2 separate regions of the Homo sapiens genome follow, and region 1 is linked to region 2. The links are chromatin loops, found by intact Hi-C in ENCODE. Cell type or tissue: PC-3. All regions are shown on one strand. Links, peaks and the distances in the headings refer to the core of each region. The heading gives the core; the rest is flanking DNA.

Region 1 (4,392 bases), core at 111-4,110, 74 kb after region 2:
CCACGGAGATCTTGGCGGGTGCCCTCAGGTGAGGAGATTGCGAAGTTTGGCAAAACCGGGTTCCGGGCACCGGAATTTCTAGACGCTTCCAGATGCCCGTGGTTTTGGGGACTCCGGAGGGGCAGGGTTGGTGGATTTGTGTCCGCTACCTCCAGCACGCCGAGGGCCCCACCCCACAAACAGTGCCTCACACTGGAGCGTAATAGTTATTTTCCGCCGTCTGCATTCTCCAGCTGTCAAAGGTGAAGACACACACACGCGCGCACACACACACACACACACACACACACACACTATTCAATTTTCTCCGTCCATTGGCATGCACTTGACCTTAAGGCGAAAAATCCGTGGCCTAGGTGTTTTGGTGTGGTGGCTGTTTTGTTTTGTTCCTCCAGTCCTCCCCCACCTCCACCCCCACACCCCAGAGGGCGCAGGCCCAGGCTCCAGCGATGCCGTTCCACCCTCCACAGCCCCTTCCCATTCCTTAATTTTCCTAGCCGACTGGACCCTTCCCCAGCCCTGGCCTCCTTCCTGGCGCGCAAAGATGGCAGTGTGAACTTCCCACCAAGTGCCAGAGACAGATGCTCCTGCTTAGCACCTCCCGCCTCCCACCAACTTGCTTTCTTTCCCCCAGGGCGTGTGCGGCCTTAAGGAGAGGGAATCCAAGGTTCTCAAAGCTCCCCTTGGGACATCTCCCCTTTACCTCCTGAGTCTCCATTCCTCTAACCTTCTCCTCTGTAAACCTTGACCACTTCCCGACCTGTGGGCATTTTACAGTCTTCGAATCTAACCTGAGATCTGCCCACCTGAGGAGGGTGTCTGAAAAAGAGCGTCTCCGCCCGGCAAATCGCCCCCAGGCTGCGTCCCTCCGCCCTTCCCCCTCTCCCTTGCCGTTCTGCCCAGTGGCCGCAGACTGAGATTCCCTGGCTGCGGGAGAGCATGTGCCTCCTAGGCAGACACTCCAGCCCCGCCCCGCGGGCAGGGATCTCCGGGACCCACCTTACGTGCAGCAGCTCCAAGAAGTGGCAGGATATGAGCTGACTATGAAAGGGGCTGCCAAAGGGCGCTCCCGAAGAATGGAGAAACTAGCATCCCAGTGTCCCAGAGTCCAAGGCAGTTCGTGTAGAGGATCCTATTCTATGAAGAAAAGGGCCGTTAACCTGGGCATTTCCTCCACACATACAGCCAGTCTAGAAATACTGGCTACCCAACCACAAACCTTTATTTTTTAATGGCTATTTTCTGAGTTATCTGGATAATCACCTGCTTCTCTCCAATTGCCTTTGCTTGTATAGACACAGCCCAAACAGTGCTATTTCCTGTTCTGCAGTCTTTCCTCTAGTGGAAGTCGGTGTTGGTTAGTGGTTAAGAGTGCCAGCTGTGGAATCTGGAGTTCCAGTCCCTGCCCTGCCACTTTCCAGCTGTCACACCTTGTCTAGCCTCTCAGCCAGCACTTCAGAACCCTCTTACACACAACAACAGCAACAACAGCAGCAAGCAGAAATTTCATGATCTACCTTGCAGAAATGCATTGAGAATGAAATGAGATGAGCTTGAAAATCAGGGCAGTACTGAGAATGAAACACGATATCTAGGAATGCTCTTAGCATGGGTCAGGCCCTTACCTGGCACTCAATGCCTGCTCTTCTAGAAAAAAAGCAGCTCTGAAAACAGAGGTTTTCAAACTCCTGTGGTGGTAAAACTGGACCTCACATGACAAGACATAATCTTGATTTATTCCACTTGCTAGGAATACTCTTCACTGAATGAATACAAATGCATTTGGTTACTGGGTATTTCCCCAGACCTCACTGGGCTGCTTGCAAATTAATAGCAATATGCCCCATTTTATTTTCCCAAAATTTCCAACAAAACCGTCTAGTCCCAAGGACTTCAGATAAAGAGTTGTTTTATCTGATAATATTAATAATTAGTGTGCTGAGATTATGCCCCAGGAGCAATAAGCTTCATGTCAGCAGGACCTCATCTGCGGTTTTCATGGCTGGAACCCCAGTCCTCAGAACAATGCCTGGCACTTAGTAGGTGCTTAGAAGTAACAACCACACGAATGGGCGAATGGATGAAAGAATTATTTCAGAGGACGGTGTTAAGGAGAACCAACTTGAAATCCCTTTTGACCCTTCAATAGTGGGTAGGGGTGGGGACTGCCTTAGAAAGCCAGGCTCAGTTGTAAGCACCAGTCCCATGATGGTGTTGATTGGTTTGGCTGGGAAATGAGCAGACAGTTGGAAGGAGAGAAACCAATGCCTCTCCATCTGTGAGGGTTCATGTTCGACAGACCTCCAGTTTGTGGAACTTCATGTTTCCCCTTGCAAACCGTGTGTGCATTTGGGTGTGTGCCTCAGATTGAGTCATCCGAAGATATACTGGCAAGGCATCACCACACTCTGCTCATTAAAAATGCTTCTGAATCTGTGGAACAAATAAATCAATATTTTTGGCTGCTCTCCCAACCGGATTATTCACAAAGCAGAGTGCAAGATAAGGAATTTATGAACGACTGCATCCCTGTGCCGCCTTTCCCAGCAGGGGAAAGCAGGGCCTGGGTTGTCATTCTGGGAAAATCTACCCCCCTTTTATGCCCAGCAAATAATATTTTATGGCCCTGGGTTTATGGTGGTGTTTTAATGATCTGCTGTAGAAAGCGGTTTTCTCTCCAGTCACTAGAATTTGTCAAGAAAGCCTGGAGGCCATAAAAGAGGGATGGGCCCCAGGGGCAAACAGGCTCCATCTTCTGAAATAAACTAATAAAGAGCCCCAAGATGTTTACTCCTTCACCTCAGAGTCAAGACCAGCAGGGCTGTGTGAGCAGGGCCACAGATGGAGCCCTAAAGAAGACAAAGAGGCCGGAAAGGGGTCGGGGGCTTCCTCACAACCACATGGCCACCGTCAAAGTAATACCATCTCTTTGTGCTGCCACTGGCCTGTGGGGGGCAAAGGCTCCTTTGAAATTAGAGGACATTTTTGGATTCTGGGTTGACTCCAGGAGGCTCTTTGAGACTCTCAAGCTCTCCTTGCACTGATCACTCACTATGCCCTCCTAACTTACTTATGTGTTATATGCCAATTATCCCAGCACCATTTGTTGAATAGGGTGTCCTTTCCTTATATAACACTTATGTGTTATGTGTTATATGTTATATTGACTATGACCATTTCATAGTCAATGGTGCTTTGTGGCGGGGGGGCACTAAATGGATGCTTTAATTTTGTTTCATTTTAGGGAACCTGTGGGTCAGATGGATGTGAGTCTGAATCCCAGCTCTGCCTCTTGCTGACTGAGTGACCCTGTAGTGGTCACCTACCCTTTTGAGCCTCAATTTTCTCACCTCTACAGTGGAGATAGGAAACAAATATATTAGGATTGTTCTCATAATTGAGATAATGTACAAAAGACCTTGGTCCAGCTCTGCCTATGGAGATAGCTTGATGAATGGCAGCTACTGTGATTATTTCTGCACTGTAAATGTCTGTTCCTGGGTCCCCTGGTGGAATCTGGAGAAAAACGAGGAGCCTGAGGAGAGTAGAGGTAGGGGCTGGGAAGAGGAGAGGAATGTGGCAATTATAGGATCACCGGCCATGCCTATATGACAGAATTCAACAAAGATGGGGCAGGTATGTGTTGAGATAATAATCGGTAATAAACAATCATAATAATTGCTGGCAACACTTACTGAGCTCTATGTGCCAGATGCTAGCCCTGTCTAAACTCTTTACATTCATTGCCTTGTTTCATCCTCACTACTTTGTGAGATAGATCGTATTATTATCTGCATTGTGGAGAAAAGGAAGGTTCAAAGAGGTCCTGATTTTGATAAAACCAAGCTGTTTTAGGAGTTGCGAATCCTGACACCTTCTGATTTCACTCCACTGAACACCAGACGTGCACACAACCAGATTCAGCCACATCAGGAACGCCTGATTCAAGCTCAGCTCAATGGAACTGTCAAAGATTTGTTCTTATTTCATTAACTGGCTGGCTTTGACGTCTCTGCTTTTGCCCCGCCACCATCAAGAACGACACCATCCATACTCAGCAATTTACCTTGAATTCTTACCTTGTATTGGGCAGTGCCCTGGGAATTCCCTTCTCTCTGGAAAGAGCTTGTTATCCCCAAAGGAATGAATGAGGGCCTGAGGGCTGTCTCTCCCCAGTGCTGCTCAGGTCATGTCACATCTCTGCTTAAAGCCCTTCAGAGGCTCCCCAGAGTTTATCAGATAAAATCGAAACAAGTTAACCTGGACTTCAGGATAGCTTCATCCACATGCATCCTTTGTACTTATTCTTCCCTCTGCCTGCAACGCTGTCCCTTCTGACCAGTCACCCTCACTCCCTTGAAGTCACCTCCTCATTGTACACATCAGTCTCAA
Region 2 (4,392 bases), core at 77-4,076:
ACTGTTCAGATAATGGATGGAAAATAGGTTTCTTCTTTAGAAGCCACATTTGATAAATCAGCAGCTGTTAACTCAAGCATCGGATTGAAGACGGCTCTGAGTTTGCCTTTGGGTTCTTCAAGAAAGGATGCCACCATTGATTACTGCTTCCCAGGGGTACCAAGAGAAGGGGAAGGAATGGTGGCAGACACAACATGTTTTTCCTGCTTGTGGGTAGCTACATGATCTCTGAGGTCCCCTTTAATTCAGAAAGTCAGCAGTCTTTCAAATGCCTGGCACTCAGGAATCAGCAGACATTTTTCCTGAGAAAAATCTTCACTGAAAGTCCAGCTTGCTGGGTGGAGCCAGTCTTGGCAAAGACTGGGCTCAGATTGGTAAAGATGGCCTAGGGGAGGAGACCAAGCAGACCTGCACACTCACTTCTCCATGTCAAAATCTCACATGAAGTGGAATGAGCACTGAATATCGAGACTACCCCTTCAAAGCCGGGGGTCGCCTGGCTTCTCTGGGCCTAACTATGCTTATAGGACACAGTCCCAGGCAGTGTTGGGAGGACCAACAAAACAGCAAATGCAGAATGCACTCAGCACACAGCAGGCACTCAATAATTGCTCATTTCTCTCCTTCATGCATGGAGGACTGTATTCACCAACAAGATGGCAGTCTATGGGAAAATTCTTTCTCTGTATTTCCCTGTCATGAGGAATGTGACAATTGCCTCGTCCTTGGAATAATTCTGTTTCAGGCTTTCAAAGTACAGAAAGTTTAAAGCAGTATCAAAAAAGAAAGTTGGCCTTGGGCCACCACATAAGACTTCTAGAAAAGCAAATTGCCCGGCGCTGGGCTGCACCAAAGGAATCAGAATCCCTGGGAGTGGGGCCTGGGAAACTGCATGCCACCACAATTCTAATACTCAATAATGCTCAAGGCTACTGGTTCAAAAGGCACTTATGAAAGATCCCTAAAGCCCCAGCCACAAGGCTCATCCCTTCACCTTCTCAAAGAAGGTGACCACCCTGTTTAACACAGCAGCCTTGTTCCACCCAGCCCTCCCTGTCTCCTTCCCTTATTTTAATTTTTTCCCATAATACTTTCCACTCACACTGCCATCCATGCATTTTACTCATTTATCTATTCTTGTCCTCCCCTTCCCTCCCCATCTCCACAAAGGAGAGTCTGGTTGTTTTGTTCATTGCTACCTCCGAGAGCCTAGACTAGTGCCTGGCACACAATGGGCACTTGGTAAATATTCCTAGAGTGGTCTTTGCTGCATCCCATGCTCTCATTTTACCTCAGAGGACCCTAAAAGGGAAGGTCAAAGAGATGAAAAAGATACCAGTTTATGGAGGGTTATGTAATGATATGACTGAAAAAACACTAATCTAGAAATTGTAAATACTAAGTCCCCATGACCTTTCAAGATAAGAAGGAAGCAGATGATTCCCTTGAAGTTCCCTTCAACCTTGGTCATTTTCCCAGCTAAATGGTTAATCTATAGCCTCAGTTTTCAGCTGCTCAGTTCAGCAGGGGTTGAGACATGGCCTAAGTCCAGGACTAGAGGGATGGCTTGAGCTTCCTGTCTGAGTCAGTCAGTCACAGTGGCCTGAGCATCTGCTCTGCCCCCAGCTCCCAGCTCCAGTTCAGGCTGCATTGGTCTGCTCGCTTCCTGGCTGATGCCCTTACCAGCCAAGACCAAGCTGGGCACCACCCTTGCTTGCCTCCAAAAAAAATGAGGGTGTGGTTCTAGGCATCTGGAGATGAGGGGGGAGGCTGCTGTTTAACAAAAGAGACACATCATTATTTTCTTGCACCAGGATCATGTTTCATTTAGCTGACTTGGCTCGACATTTAAACAGCATCCCCCAGGCAAATAATACAATTAAGCAAATGGAGAGGAGATTTAGTAACAATAAATTCCACAGAACTAGTCATTCTTTTGCGTTCAGTTTTAAAAGGAGCTAAGCATTTAGAAGGATCAATCATGCAGAATCTCATGGGTTCAAACATTATATAGAAACTGCTAGGAAAATCTGATGGGAATTTGACATCACACACACACACACTCACACACACACACACACACACACACACTTACTCATGGGTTAGGCCTATAAATTTTATTTTTTTTTTACAACCTAATAATGAAAAGACAATTACAAAAATAGGCTTAGGATGCATACGGAAGAATTTAGGCCAAAATGGAAAATAAACTACAGAAATTAAATCTATTTAAGAGCCAGTCAGGGCGGAAGAAGAGCCGTTAGGAGCAGAGTTATGTGTTAGAGCAGGTAAAGTAATGCATTGGGAACCAAGAGATTTGAATCCAGCTCTACCATGCATATTCGGTGTAACCTTAGGCAAGACAAATAACTTTGTGAGCTTCTATTTCTCTACATGTAAAACAAGTTGTTTGAACCCCACTGTCACCATTTTTTTTTTTACCATCTCCAAGTACCATCTGTATTGCTATTTACTATTTTCCTTTAAGTCAACTTTTCTTTATTTGAACATGGGTACATACTCTGTGTAAGGAAGTGAGTATTTATTACACTATTTGTTGTATTTGCTAGAACTTGTACATCTCATAATGAATATATTTACTTAGAAAGGAAACTACCTCATTAATATAAAAGGAAAGCTGGAATCACTGGTCTTAAAGTAGAAGGTAATGACAAAAATAAGTACAATGGACTCCTGCTTTTATTCATGGCAACTAGTTTGCTTTAGACTAACCCCTTTGCCAAGAACAACTTTAAAAGCTAGATAAAATACATAAAATAGAAAAATAAAAAATGAGAAAACCTCTGATGGAAGACATTCAGGGAATACTAACGCAACTAAGAGCCAAGAGAGAAGTAAAGCACACTGAGATAAATCTAGTGTTTCACAGCACTTTTTCTCTAGGCGTTTGCTGATTTGTAAAACCTCATAGAATCCAGAAGCTCAAAAGTCAAGAGTCTGATGATAACTAAAATTGAGGCTTTAGGTCCACCAAGGGGCGTGAGTTGGGGGAGGCCTGGTATAGACTTCAAACTTCCAGCTGAGATCATGAATGGGCTACACATTAGAAGTGAGGGTGAGGCAGAAGTAGCTCAACTCTTACAAAGATTAAAACCTTATTTTAAGCAAGCTCAAACCAAGATGAAACAAAGTGACCTACCAGTATCAAAACACATAACAGTAGCCAAGTAAATTTAATTTTCTCTGGAAGAAGATAACAGAATCCAGAGCTTCAAATGGGCTCTATAATTTGTCATACATTTGTTCAGCATTTATCAAAAATTACCAAGCATGCCAAGGGACATAACCAAATAACCAAAAACCAAGAAGAAAAAAACCCAGACCCATATGTGATCCAGATATTGGAATTACTAGAGGCAAACTTGAAAATATCCATGATTAATAAGTTTAAGAAAGTAGATGACATGATGGAGAATTTCATGAGAACTGGTATTTTTATAAAACAAGAAATTGAAATTCTAGAAATGAATATGCAATAACTGAAAAATTAGAACTCAACAGTTGGGTTTATGGCAGATTAGACAATGCAGAAAAGAAGATCTGTAAACTGGAATATAGGTCAGCAGAAGATTGAGCATGAAGACGAAAATATTGTAGAAAATGCACAAAAGAGCATAAGAGAGACGTGGGACTTGGTGAAAAGTCTTAACATGTATGCAGTTTGAGATCCTGAAAGAGAAAAAAGAATTGAGGAGATGCAATACTTGAATAGGTATTCACTGAAATGCTTTTTCACAACTAAGCAAAGACATCAAGCTAAAGATTCAAAAATCTTTACAACCTCAAATAGGATAAAGAAAACCACAACGAGGCACATCATAGTCAAGCTACTTAAAAAACAAAGACAAATATATCACAAAAGCAGCCAAAGAAAAGAAACATATTATCTTCAAAAGAATAAAAGTAATGATGGAAGCTGAGGTTTAAACAAAAATGATGGAAGCCAAGAAACAACAAAATGACATATTCAACGTGCTGAAAGCAAATGATTGTCAACTTAGAACTCTATACTCAGTGAAAACATTTTTCAAAAATGTATGTAAAATAAAAGCATTTTTAAACAAAAACTGAGATAATTAATATCCAACAGACATGCTCTTTGAGAAATATTAAAGAGAATTCTTGGAGCAGAAGAAAAATTAGGCCCAATGGAAGCATGGAAATGCAGTCAAGAATAAAGATGGTAGAAAGTGCAAATATTTGGGTAAAATTAAATAAATATTGGCTGCACAAAACAACAACTTCTTGTGCCATGTGAAATATATGTAAAAATAGGTGCAACAATCACACGAGAATTTGGAGTTAAAGTATCCTGAGGGCCTTATGTTGTTCACAAAGTAGTAAGAGGACCATCATCATACTCTAATAAGA

The links. A loop is a pair of places that touch in the nucleus more often than their neighbours do. Peaks named below come from ENCODE experiments on the same cell type or tissue, not always from the same donor. Only the 100,000 strongest peaks of a DNase experiment are listed, where the experiment ranks them.
Region 1: it touches region 2 in a loop (4-fold over the local background); 1 of 110 quality-filtered maps calls a loop at or near these places.

What each region holds. Positions count from the first base shown.
Region 1 is chr3:55,489,031-55,493,422 of GRCh38, forward strand. It overlaps a transcript of WNT5A not described here. Among named protein-coding and RNA genes, the nearest start is that of WNT5A-AS1, 3.6 kb to the left of the region's middle. RefSeq lists enhancers at 1-410, 411-922, 1,485-3,202. In PC-3, for the core only: no CTCF peak of the experiment used is centred there; DNase peaks (open chromatin) are centred at 991 and 2,451; H3K4me3 peaks cover 1,481 bases; H3K27ac peaks cover 2,906 bases.
Region 2 is chr3:55,414,881-55,419,272 of GRCh38, forward strand. No RefSeq gene overlaps it. Among named protein-coding and RNA genes, the nearest start is that of WNT5A, 70 kb to the right of the region's middle. In PC-3, for the core only: no CTCF peak of the experiment used is centred there; a DNase peak (open chromatin) is centred at 1,701; H3K27ac peaks cover 2,221 bases.